Regions from separate parts of the Homo sapiens genome. Here all the other regions are linked to region 2. Evidence: chromatin contacts called from ENCODE Hi-C or POLR2A ChIA-PET data. All regions are on one chromosome and are shown on one strand. The core of a region is the stretch at or near the end of the contact, and the rest is flanking DNA. Distances in the headings are between cores, read along the strand shown. Region 1 holds the start of OR4M1 (olfactory receptor family 4 subfamily M member 1). Region 2 holds the start of OR4K2 (olfactory receptor family 4 subfamily K member 2). Region 3 holds the start of OR4N2 (olfactory receptor family 4 subfamily N member 2).

Region 1 (4,679 bases), core at 586-3,085, 100 kb after region 2:
CAGAAGGAATATATACTGAGTGAGGTGGCCAAATACATATGCTCAATAAGCTATAGGAGGAGTCATGAATATTTATGAAAGGACAACCGTGCACATGCACAATTGTGCTTCATGCCCCTTCATGAGTAGCATATAGTTGGTCTCTTATCAGGAAGCAATGCTGGTTAATTGCCGTGTTAAAACCACAAAAAAAGAGGGACAGCTTCAGTGGTTGGTTGATATCAGCAGTGGAGTCTTTCAAAAGAGCTGGTTTCTATTTAGCACTTAGGTAGGAAAGTCTAATGGCAGTTAAGCGAGGGCGGGGATGTAAGAAGGCACCTCTGACCGCCCATCTTGTCATGGATGAAAACTCAGCTTTTAAGGTTACTCTGGGGTGCCCTTGGCCAAGAGAGGGTCCATTCCGTAGGTTGGGGAGCTAAGGGTTTCATTTTTATTTTATTTCTCAGTGCCTTCATTCTAACCACAGCTGAACACTTACTAGCTATGTAATCCTGGGCAACTCACATACCTCTGCCTCAATGTGCCTCATCAGTGCAATGGAAATAATAACAGTACCTACTTCATAGGTATTGTAGTGATTAATGCATATAATGGTCCCCACATTTTTCCCAGACCCACAGTCCTGTTACATTGTTGATGTATCCCTATTTTTAAATCCTTCATCTATTCTCAGAAGCTTGTTTTCTAAAATGCCTGAAATTTTGTATGAGTTTTGTATATATAAGTTCCATAAAAATGTCACATTTCTATGGCTCCCATAATAGTACTCTGTTTACACCTCCAGTACAAATTTTAACTCATTACATTGTAATTTTTCAGTTTGTATTTTGCAAAATATAACAGAAACTCTGAGCTCCTTGAGGTCATGGAGTATGTCTCATTTATATATCTACTGCCTAAAGTAGTTCCTAGCATACTATGGTCTTCAATATGTGTTTGTTAAATGGATAGATGGATGGATGGATGGGATGATTACATGGATTTTTTATTGAATAAATAAATCAATAGACTTTGACAAAAATTAAACACCACAACATCTAATTGTTTTTATTAATTCATTTAGTCTTTCCCTACCCTGTTACATAATTCCTAATTTTGCTTTTTGGAATCCTTTTTGTTAAAATACATATTTCACCCACATTTATTTCAAGTAAGAGTCTCTTTGCTTTTAAGTTTCTTTTTTGCTTTTCTATTTATTTTCAAAGCTTTTACTACTACTAACACTAATCCCTTTGAAATGAAATATTTCAAGCCTCACCTTTCCCATCCTCTTCACAGAGATCATCTTGAAGAACTATAAGAAGAAGTAACTAAAGATCTTGGGGTTTTCCTGACTTTCTTTCAGGAGTAAAGGGATTCAAAATTTTGGAAGTTTATTTTAACAATCTGTCATGCTCTGAAGACCCATAAATCAAAACAGCCTTCTCTGAGCTTATTTACAAATGATTCATCCTATGAGTATAAAATGACCAAGCTGTCTCTTCAATGCCCTGTTCAATCCTGACTTTAAAATGCTTTAATTATTGAGATCAAGGCCGAGAAGAAACAATTTGTCCACCCACTCTACAGCTATGACCTGCTCTACACTATCATCACAGTTCCCTAAGACATTTCCTTACATGCTGCTTTCTGTTTCTAACCACTGGTCTCTGAGCATTTTACATAGTTATTCCCATCATTATATCTATCCTACTGTCTCAAAAATAGGATAGTTTATGTAAAGGTTATAACAACTTTCCACCTACCAATTACTGTGACAGTCTTGGTGCCTTCAGGAACTATGGGGAGGAGGTAGAAGAAGCCTCTTCCACCACCCACAGTGGAGGACTTTATCCTCTACATGTTGGTATCCATCAGTTTCTGCCCTGATGTAACAGTAAACTAACTAGCAGCATGGGTTGTAACTACAAAAATCAATCCTCTGGAGGCCAGGGGAAGCCAGGTAGGAACATAAGCCTTGAGGGGATAATTTAAAAGTTGATTTGCACTTCATCCAAAGAGCATAGAAACACAACTTTTGAGTTTCACAGAAGAAGTAAGAAAAATGGCGAATTTCCCAGGATTAGGGGTGGAAAATGTGCATTTTCAATTCTATTGTCCCAGAGGACACAATAAGTTGTGCTGGAACAACTGGTTAACCAGATTTTTAAAAAGAATTATATTTTATAACTTATACTTAACATAAATTGCAAAGGAGTAATTTTTTTAATTACTAGAAATATAGAGAGACTATTTAAATTATTTTGGAATAAATAAAAACTTTTAAGTATATCCTGCCCCTATGAAGGAAAAACAATACAAAAAGAGTTATAGCATATTTGATAATGAAATTTAAAACTTATCAATGGCAAACACATATATAGGGAAAATGTTAGAAATTAAAACAATTTAAAATCACTAGAAAATAAAGACAAATTTAACAGGCAAATAATAAACAGAAAAAATAAATTTAAATAACTCCATTATATAAGAAGCACTTAAAAATCAGTCATACTATGGCAAAAATAATAATGATAATAATGCAATTTCAAAGTGGGTGAAAAACTTGAAGACATTTCTCTAAAGGAAATATACAAATGGCCAACAGCAAATATGTTCAGCATCACTAGTTGTCAAGGAAATGCATATCCAAACACCAATGAGATATTGCCTCATGCCTATTAGCATGGCTATTATCAAAAAACAAAAGAAATGTTGGCTAGAATTTAGGGAATTGAAACTCCTATACACTGTCGGTGGAAACAGAAAATGGTGCAGTCACTATGAAAAATAATGTGTCAGTTCCTCAAAACATTAAAAACAGAATTATTATACGTTTCAGCAATCCCAATTTTAGGAATATGTCCAAAAGAATTGAAATCAGAACCTCAAAGAGATACCTTCACACCCATGTTTACTGCAGCATATACACAAAAGCCAAGATACGGAAACAGCTTAAAAGTCCATAGACAGATGAACAAAGAAAATGTGTTAGACATCAGCTAAAATGGCAGAGTAGGTCATCTCAGTCTTTATTCCTCCTACAAGGAACAACAATTGGGAAAATATCCACAAATGAAAATAACTAGCAGAGATCAGGAATCTACTTAAGGAGTTAAAACAATAGAGCAGACAGAAAAACTTCAAGAATAACAACAAAAAATGGTAGAAAAAACAGTTTCATTTTGCCTGCTTCATCTCCTTCAGGCTGGCAGTGCTCAGTATGGAGAGGTCACTGCTCAGCTTGCAAGTTCCCCTTGCAGAGAAAGGGGAACTTTTCTCTTACCCAGCCTACTGGAGCATTGCCCAAACAACCAGCTTAAGTTTCACCCATCCCAGATTGCTAGGGAGACCAACATAGCTGAGAAATCTGTAAACTGCTGGTAACAAAGAGAAATGATGAGGTCTATCAGTATCAGTCATGTGGTAGAAATCAATGCAGTCCCCAGTAGCCTGATCTGAGCAGAATTCCAGTAGCCTTCTATACCAAGGACCTCAACAGCCCTCATGGATGTGACACAGGATTCTTTGAGGGCCACTTTGCCAAGTGGAAATCTCGATGGCCAGCAGAGCCTCTGCTGAGGCTTCACTGAGGCCCTCTGAACTCGTTCTGCTCATTTGGCCTGGCAGGCTGTGCTCCACTCATGCTCACTCACCCAGATCCCATGACACCCACTGTAGCTCAGTGCTCAGCCCATGGTTGCTTTGGGCATGCTATGACTGACTTCTGCCTTGAACACCGACATCTGGATAAGGGGGATGCAGCAGTGCCCAAAAACTCAGAGATGCCAGCAACTGTGGAGCCCAAAGAGGTGTTACAGCTTTTCCTCTGGGAGTCAAGGTCTGAGCCCCCAGGAAGTGTTACAGCTCTTGTTCGTTCTCACTGCCGACAGCTTCAGCAAATGGGGGTATGTCACAGCTCATTCAGTCCTGCTGCCCACAGCTCAGCAACTGGGGACGTGTGGCACCCAGCATTTTTTTTTTCACTCCTGTAGCTTGGTGAACAGGAGCGTGTCTTACAACTCTTTTCGCACCCACTGTTCAGTGGATTCCGGATTCTTGTCCCACAACCAACAGGAATGAAGCATATAGACACCGCAGAGTGAGCAAGGCTGATGAGATTTTTACTGAGCGGCAGAAAAACTCATGACAACAAGAGAGTAGCCAAAGTGGGTAGCCCTCTGTGTAAGAGTGGGACTGAAAGCAGAGAGCCATCTGTGAGGCTGAGTCTGGGGTTTTTATGGGCTCAGAATGGAGGAATGTGTGCTGACTGGTTCATGGGCAGGCCTGGAAAAAGCACCATTTAATTGACTAAAAGGCACTGAGGAAGTTCTCAGTTGGGTCGTGGACTGCACCTGGAACTGGTGGCTTGGTTTTCAGGCTTCATGTTGTCTTTGGCTTGAAGGTTGGGATTCACCAGGGACTTATACCTGTCTGCCTAGGAATCTGTCTGTCTCCTGCCATTATCAGCTGCACATACCACACTGCTTTCACTACCAAGGAACCCACAATGATCACTGCGCAAACTATAGTACTTAACTCCACAGAGGACTCCAGCAGGTTTAGTCACTGACAAAATCAACACCCAAAGATCACAAAGAAGCAGGAAAACATGACACCACCAAAGGAACAAAATTAATTTCTAGTAACCAACCCCAAAGAATTGGAGATCTATAAATTGCCTGGAAAAAATCAAAATA
Region 2 (4,288 bases), core at 1,318-3,817:
CAAATTGGTTTAAATGTTAAGTAGGAGTGGCTTGGGAACGTATGTGGAAAATCATTGCTTCTCTGTCAGAGGCTAAGATCCTACAGCAGTATGGAGTTCCTAAGGATTATAGGAATCTTGCTAGCTTGTCATACTTTAGGAGCATCTCACTAAGTGACTCAGTTGCTCACTGTGGGTAATTGTCATTATCTCCTAGTTCTGCTTTAATCTATATTTCTTCTCCTCATTCCTTGGTCCTCTTTTCCAATAAATTGATTATTGATATTGAATGTCCTAACTGGAACTGTCACTCCTGACATTTTTATAGTCTTTATTTCTTTTAACTTGCTTTTCTGAAATTTCAAATGTATTTTGAACACATTCACATTCATGAGAATAGTTTCAAAATGCACTGAACTTGAGCCCTCACAAATTCTTGGCAATTACAATTTGGTAAGAACCCTCTAGAAAGAAAAGCCTAACACAGCATTGTGTCTAATGTTCTGTGTCACAAAAACTATGAAGGCATTGCCTTATTAAAATTTAGAAACCTATTTTTCAGTTTCCTCATGGCTATCTTTACTTCTTGATTCCTCAAAGTATAGATTATTGGGTTCAGAGTGGGAGTAAAGATGGTATAAAACACAGACAGAATCTTGTCTGTGAGAAAGCTGCTTAGTGGCCACATGTAGATGAAGATGCATGGCCCAAAGAACAAGAAGACAACAATGAAATGAGCTGTACAAGTAGAAAGGGCCTTAGATGATCCTCTGGAAGAATGATGCTTCACAGTAACCAGGACAATAACATATGAATTAAATAAAACAATAAAACAGGACAACGCAATTATGCCACTTGTTGAGATCATAAAGAGGCCCAGAACATAAGTATCCACACAAGCCAACTGGAACACCACAGGAAGGTCACAGAAAAAGCTGTCTACCTCATAGGGACCACAGAATGGTAACGTGAGGGCAAATATGACCTGACTCATTGAATGCATAACTCCCATAATCCAGGAAGCCACCACGAGAGCAACACACACCTGGGGACTAATGACAGAAGCATAGTGCAGGGGCTTGCATATTGCAATATACCTATCAAAGGACATGGCCATGAGTAAGATGATCTCAGTTCCAGTGAAAAGGTGGAGAAAGAATATCTGGGTAAGGCAGCCATCAAAAGAGATGGTTTTGTGACCTGTTAGGTAATCTGTAATCATCTTTGGGGTGGCGAAAGAAGCAAGAGACATATCAATGATTGAAAGATTGGTAAGCAGGAAATACATAGGAGAGTGTAGGTGAGGGTCCACTATAACTGTGATGACTATGAGGCTGTTACCCACCATTGTTGCCACATAAAGCAATGAAAACACCATAAAGAAAAACATCTGTAGTTCCCAGGAATTAGAGAGCCCCAGCAAAACAAATTCAGACATGGTAGACTTATTGCCCACATCCATTGTCTTGATTCATAGGCAGAAGCCTGTATCACGAAAAAAAAAAAAAAAAAAAAGGAAAGTCAGATTCAATAGAAGCAAAAGATTCATTTCCAATTATCTACTTTCAGAAATTTTATCTTCTCATAAAACTTACCTTGACTATTCTTTCCATCCTTCTCATTTGGTATATTGTTTTGAATGGAAATTATGAAATATTAGAGCTTATAGCAAAATGTTCCTTAAATCATAGGTATTGAAAAGAACACTTTCTTTTCTGATACTAATGGCAATCCAACCAAGATAATATCATTCTGAACAGACATACCTACCTATTTGTCCATCTATTCATCTGTGTAAGTCTAACGATAACAGTAAGAACTTACTTTATGCTGACAATGTGTGAAACACACATACACATACATGTTTAGTCATTTGGAATTTGTCCATAAAGATATCCTTACTGATGAAAACATATAAAAATTATATCACATATAAGGGCTCTTAAGCACATTATAGTGAAGTTTCGATGGACAGTTGTAGAGCTCTTGTAAATTTCCAGAGATGAACTGTTAAAGTATTCCCAGATAAAGTTTCCTGTTTGAAACTCAAAAGAAATACATAGAAAGTTAGTTTTGCTGATATTCATCCAGAGAGACTAATTTATTACAATACAGTCATACAGACAAAGGAAAGGCATTTAACTTCTTTTGGTCCTTTCTTTTTAATTAAAATATGACTGTGTTCCTTATAAATATTTATAATTCTATGATTTAAAATTTTATATCACAAAGGATATATAACAACATTTTCATGGGAAAGTGCTCAAAGATCAGTCTCTTTCATTTCACCTCTGTTTGAATTCTTCTTCTGTAAATGTTAACATATGTAAACTGTTGTATTGACCTAAGCTTCATGGAATAGGGATTAGGAAATGGGAGTGGGAAGGGCAAACATTTAAAATATTTCAGTAGAACTCATTTGTAAAACACTTTTACTTATCAGATCTATAGAAGAACCAGGGCTTTAGATTATTCAGTGTTAAGTAGGCTTCTGACAGAGCATCGAAGGCAATTTAAAATATAAATAAATGACCTAGTTGAATCATTAGTTGTGTATCAGCTGTGGATAAAATGGATGTTGTAGGGACATGGGAATTGAACAAGAAATCACCTTGCAATGGGATTTATTAAACAACAAAGATGGCATTATTGAGTTGACAAAGGAAAGATATTTCAAGAATCTTATGGGAATTTACAAAGATTGTTTTCACCTGGACCTGAGAGAGTCAGGGACTAGAAGTTGGGAAAGTCCTAATTTCAAAAAGCAGCAGGAAATATCAAATCAACTAATTCTAATAAGCACTCTTGGTTCTCTAATGCTATATTAGAAGCAACGGAGAACAAAATCCAAACATTCATCTCTGCTTCAAGTAATTTACAGTTATTTGGAAATATTAAACACCTATAAATAAAACAATTGGTGAAAAATACCACCAAATAAACCTCATGTTCAGTCAATTCTCAGAGACCATGGATGAACTAGACTTTAGTTAAAAACAAAAACAAACAAACAAACAAAACTGGTAATGTGCAGAATCAATCAAGCAAGTGTTCTTGCAGGAGACATGTCATGAACTTGACTTAGAATGAAAACTAAAATATTAATTGGCAGAAGAAAAAAAATGCACGGGGAAGGAAAACAGTGCAGCTTATTTGCCATGAAACAGGATATTTAGTTAGCAGTTTAGAAGAGCAAGACTGCCTTTCTAAAAATTTAACTTGATATAAAAGATAACGGGTCATTTTAATGTCAGGGGCAGAATTATGATTATTTGAAAGCAGTATTATGTAAGCATTTATTTAGATAGTTTGGAGAAGGGAGAAATTTAATACAGATCATTTAATGAAATGGATATAAGGAGATAATTTTGACTAAGTTACCAGAAATGTGAATGTGATTGTAATTAATTAAATGAGACATCCAAGTAACTGTCATTATGAATATTTTTATTTATTGAATACTAATAATATGATTATTCTCCTGTGCAGTCTATGTAGTAGACTGAATTTTTTTTTTTTTTCAGACAGAGTTTCACTCTTGTCACCCAGCCAGGAGTGCAATGGTACAATCTTGGCTCACAGCAACCTCCGCCACCTGGTTGAAGCGATTCTCCTGTCTCAGCCTCCAGAGTAGCTGAGATTACAGGCATGTGCCACCATGCCCTGCTAATTATATTTTCAGTAGAGGCGGGGTTTCACCGTGTTGGCCAGGCTGGTCTCGAACTCCTGACCTCAAGTGATCAGCCCACCTCCACCTCGCAAAGTGCTGGGATGAACAGTGAGCCACCATACCCAGCCGACTGAATTTTAGAAAATCAAAATTGATTACCTTTTTGTATATGGCTCATCCCTTCAGGGACCTTCACATGCTGTGGAAGGAGTATAACCCTCACTTTATCTACCAGAACCTTGGATACATGACTTTGTTCAATGTAATGTGACTAGAAGTATCATATGCCACACATGAGCAGAAGTTTTAAAAGTCAATGCGTGACTCCAGCACTGTTTATATATTTTATTTTTTAACTCATCAGGGTCTTAGGATAAATAGAATAAATACAAAGAAACATTGAGAGATAGACACACATGTGCGCGCGCGCGCGCGCGCACACACACACACACACACACACACACACACACGGGAGGAATACAGAATGATGAGATATTATATGTAAATATGGAGTACCAGCCAGACCCTAGCCATCTGATACACTCCAGGTGAGGCACAAGATATGTTAGGAAATCCGTTCTGAAAGTTCCAGTACCAGCGGAGCTCCCAGGTAAATAATGCAAGTGCATGAGTCTTTCC
Region 3 (4,583 bases), core at 450-2,949, 71 kb after region 2:
TTTGCTGTTAATATTTCCAACTGTATTATGAAGTTCTTCTAGTGAATTTTTAACTCTAGAGTTTCACTTTGGTTCTTTCTTAAAGTGGTTATTTTGTCTTTCAGCTCTTCTGTCATTTTGCTGGATTCCATGGATTGGATTTCAAATTTGTCCTGAATCTCAATGAGCTTCCATGACATCCAGATCCTGAATTCTATGTCTGTCATTTCAGTAATTTATTATGGGTAAGGAATCATTGCTGGGAAACACACAATCTAACCTTGAATGACCTTGAATGTAAATGAGTTAAATGCTTCAATTAAAAGGCATAGAGTGGCAAGTCGGATAAAGAAGCAAGACCCAACTGTATTCTCTCTACAAGAGACCCATCTCACATGCAATGACATCCAGGGGCTCAAAATAAAGGGATGGAGAAAAAATAGACCAAGCAAAAAGAAAACAGAAAAAAGCAAATGGTCTGATTCTAATTCCAGACAAAATAGACTATAAACCAATAATAATCGAAAAAGACAAAGAAGGGTATTACATGAAGGTAAAGGGTTAAACTCAACAAGAAGAACTAACAATCCTAAGAATATATACATCCAACACAGAAGTACCCAGACTTATAAAGGAAGTTCTTAGAGACCTTTGAAGAGACTTTAATAACCACACAATACTACTGGGAGACTTCAACACCCCACTGACAGTATTAGAGCATTGAGATAGAAAATGAACAAAGAGATTCGGGACTGAGCTCGACATTTGACAAAATGGTCCTAACAGACATCTACAGTACTCTCCACCCAAGAACATTAGAATATACATTCTTCTCATCTGCATATGGCACATACTCTAAAATCAGCCACACAATCGATCATAAAACAATTTTCAGCAAATTCAAAAAATCCAAAATCATACAAACCACACTTTCTCAGATTACAATGCAATAAACATTGAAATCAATACAATAAAATACATCAAAAGCATATGTGAAAATTAACCAACCTTCTCCTGAATGACTTTTGGGTAAACAACGAAATTCAGGCAGAAGTCAAGAAATTCTTTGAAACTAATGAGAACAAACATACTACATATCAAAATCCCTGGGGCACATATAAAGCAGTATTAAGAGGTAAGTTTATATCACTAAAGAAAAAACTACATCAGAAGATTGGAAAGATTTCAAATTAACATCCTAACATCACACCGAGAGAAACTAGAGAAACAAAAGCAAATCAGTCCCAAAGCTAGCAAGATAAAGGAAACAACTGAAATCAGAGCTGAACTGAAAGAAATTGAGATGCAAAAACCCATACAAAAGATTAACAAATCCAGGTTTTGTTTCTTCAGAATAACACATCAGATTGATAGAGCATTGGCTAGACTAATAAAGCAAAAAAGAGAAGAGAGAAAAATAAACACAGTCAGAAATGACAAAGGGAACATTACCACCAACCCCAAAGAAATATTTTTTAAAAACCCTCAGAGACTACTATGAACAACTCTATGCACACAAACTAGAAGAAATTAATAAATTATTAGAAACATACAACCTCCTAAGATTGAACTAGGAAGAAATTGAAACCCTGAACAGACTAATAACAAGTTCCAAGATTGTGTTAGTAATAAAAAGCCTACCAACCAGAAAAAGCCCAGGATCACAGGAATTCACAGCTGAGTTCTACCAGATGCATAAAGAAGAGCTAGTACCTTTCCTCTGAAACTATTCTGAAAATTTGAGGAGGAAGGACTCCTCCCTAATTTATTCTATGAGGCCAACATCATTCTGATACTAAAACCTGGCAGAGATACAACAAAAAAAGAAAACTAGCAAAAAAAAGAAAATACTAGCAAACTGAATCCAGCAGCACATTAAAACTCTAATCCACCACAATCAAGTAGGCTTTATACTTGGAACACAAGGTTGGTTCAACATATGCAAATTAGTAAATGTGATTCACCACATAAGCAGAACTAAAAACAAAAACCGTCTAATCTTCAACAAGGCTGACAAAAACAAGCAATGGGAAAAGCACTCCCTATTCAATAAATGGTGCTGAGATAACTAGACAGCCATATGCAAAAAATGGAAACTGAACCCCTCCCTTATACCATATATGAAAATAAATCCAACATGGATTAAAGACTTAAATGTGAAACCCAAAACTATAAAAACCCTGGAAGATAACCTAGGAAATTCCATTCTCAGCATCGCCCCTGACAAAGATTTCATGACAAAGATGACAAAAGCAAAAATTAATAAATGTGAACTAATTAACCTAAAAAGCTTCTGCACAGCAAAATAAACTATCAACAGGGTAAACAGACAACCTATAGAATAGGATAAAATATTTGCAAATGCATGCCTGTAGTCCCAGCTACTCGGGACGCTGAGGCAGGAGAATTGCTTGAACCCAGGAGGCAAAAGTTGCAGTGAGCCGAGGCCGCACCACTGCCCTCCAGCCTGGTGACAGAGCGAGACTCCATCAAAAAAAAAAAAAAAAAAAGTTGTCAAGGCTGGGCACAGTAGCTCACGCCTGTAATCCCAGCACTTTGGGAAGCCAAGGCGGGTGGATCACCTGAGGTCAGGAGTTTGAGACCAGCTTGGCCAACATGGCGAAACCCCGTCTCTACTAAAAATACAAAAATTAGCCAGGCATGGTGGCAGGTGCCTGTAATCCCAGCTACTGGGGAGGCTGAGGCAGGAGAATCTCTTGAACCTAGGAGGTGGAGGTTGCAGTGAGCCGAGATCACACCACTGCACTCCAGCCTGGGTGACAAGAGTGAAACTCCATCTCAAAAAAAATAAAATAAAATAAGACATACACTTTGCCAAGAAGCATATGAAAAAAATGCTAAACATCACTAATCATTAGAGAAATGCACATCAAAACCACAATGAGATACCATCTCACACCAGTCAGATGGGCTATTGTTAAAAAGTCAAAAAATAATAGATCATGCTGGCGAGGTTGCAGAGAAAAGGGAATGCTTATGCATTGCTGGTGGGAATAAAAATTGGTTCAGCCATTATGGAAAGCAGTGTGGCGATTTCACAAAGTACTTAAAACCAAAGTAGCATTCAACCCAGCAATCCCATTATTGGGTATATACCCAAAGGAATATAAATCATTGTGCCATAAAAACATATGCACAAGTATGTTCATCACAGGCATATTCACAATAGCAATGTCATGGAATCAACGTAGATGCCCATCAATGGTGAACTTGATAAAGAAAATGTGGTACAAGTATACTATGGAATACTATGCAGTCATAAAAAAGAATGAGATCATATCTTTTGCAGCAACATGCATGGAGCTGGAGGCTATTTTCCTGAGTGAACTAACATAGGAACAAATAACTAAATACTACATGTTCTTACTTATAAATTGGAGATAAACGTTGAATACACATAAACACAAAGAAGGGAACAACAAATACTTGGGCATAGTTGAGATTGGATGGTGGCAAAAGGGTGAGGGTCAGAAAACTGACTATCAGGTACTATGCTTATTACCTGGGTGATAAATCTGTTCACCAAACCCCTGTGACAAGCAATTTTACCTATATAACAAATCTGCACATGTATAACTGAACCTAAAAGTTAAAAAATTAAAATTAAAAAAGTAAAAGTTATCCCAAAACAAGCAGACAAATAAGGAAAGCAAATAAAAAAAATATTATCATTGCTTGGGGTCTGGTGGACTCATTTGGAGGTATGGGGAAACTGGCTTTTTGAATTGTCAGAGTTCTTGCACTGGTTCTTTCTCATCTGGAAGCATTGGCGTTCCTTTACCTGTGGTGTAACTTGAGTATAGTCACTTGGCTTTGTTTCTGAATGTTTTCAGATAGCCAAGGCTTTGTGCAGGGTCTTTATTTGTGGCTGGATTCTTGCCTTTGATTTCACTGGGGGATATTAGCAAAATATTTTTGGTGTTGTAGCAGTTTTGGCTGCAATCCAGTAGACGTCGCTTAAGAGTAATGGACAGTAGATAGGCTCTTGCTCAGGCCTGTGGTTCCCTTGTACTTCCTCACATCTACAGCCTGGTCTCCAGTACAGCGGGGAAAGAAGTGACCCCCTCACCAGGTCCGCTCCTGAGCCTTGGGGGAAGCCCCTCCGGTCACTAGCACTGCACCATCATTTCTTTTGCTAGGTGTTCCAGGCTGCGGGGCTCCCTCAGGCAGAGGCCACCGCAGGGAGATAGGCCATACGTTTTCCAGGCGTACCCTGCTCCCACAGCAGCCGAGGAACCCACGCGGTTACCCCTCTCAGTGCTCTGAGAGTGTGGGTTTCTCTTCCCGCTCTAGTGTGGGACCTGGGGCGAGCTCGGGCTTTTTATTCCCTCCCCAGCTTGGGGGAGCAGGGGACGGGACCTTGGCGGTGTCAGTGGCAGAGGGCTTGTCATTTGTCTCTGGGAACTCCACCCCAGAGAAATTCAGAGCCGCTGCCAATCAGAATGACCAGCCCGGGATGGGACGTTTGTGCTGTGGGCCCAAGCCCAGGGCCCTCCCTAGTGAAGAGCAGAGGGATCGGGGGCTTGTTGCAGGGACTGTCTGGCCTCCTCTCCATAGAGCAGCTGTGGCATGCTGGATGTGCA

Evidence for each region. Hi-C counts contacts between places; a loop is a spot of excess contacts on that map. ChIA-PET counts read pairs that join two places held with the same protein, here RNA polymerase II (POLR2A). Pooled maps may share reads with other maps.
Region 1: a map of chondrocyte shows a loop between it and region 2 (2.1-fold over the local background). The contact joins the promoter of OR4M1 here to the promoter of OR4K2 in region 2. A Hi-C loop is called at or near these places in 1 of 168 maps with a recorded cell type or tissue (chondrocyte).
Region 3: a map of dorsolateral prefrontal cortex shows a loop between it and region 2 (2.9-fold over the local background). The contact joins the promoter of OR4N2 here to the promoter of OR4K2 in region 2. A Hi-C loop is called at or near these places in 2 of 168 maps with a recorded cell type or tissue (K562 and dorsolateral prefrontal cortex) and 2 of 50 pooled maps. POLR2A ChIA-PET finds 5 or more read pairs at or near these places in 1 of 52 experiments (OCI-LY7).

Annotation. Positions count from the first base shown.
Region 1 is chr14:19,770,660-19,775,338 of GRCh38, reverse strand. OR4M1 (olfactory receptor family 4 subfamily M member 1) reads right to left here and starts at 1,835. Exons shown (of 2, transcript NM_001005500.2): 1 at 1,746-1,835.
Region 2 is chr14:19,873,421-19,877,708 of GRCh38, reverse strand. OR4K2 (olfactory receptor family 4 subfamily K member 2) reads right to left here and starts at 2,567. Exons shown (of 2, transcript NM_001005501.2): 1 at 1,575-2,567; 2 at 1-1,464. The coding sequence starts at 1,441. The coding sequence ends at 497.
Region 3 is chr14:19,800,886-19,805,468 of GRCh38, reverse strand. OR4N2 (olfactory receptor family 4 subfamily N member 2) reads right to left here and starts at 1,699. Exons shown (of 2, transcript NM_001004723.3): 1 at 1,625-1,699.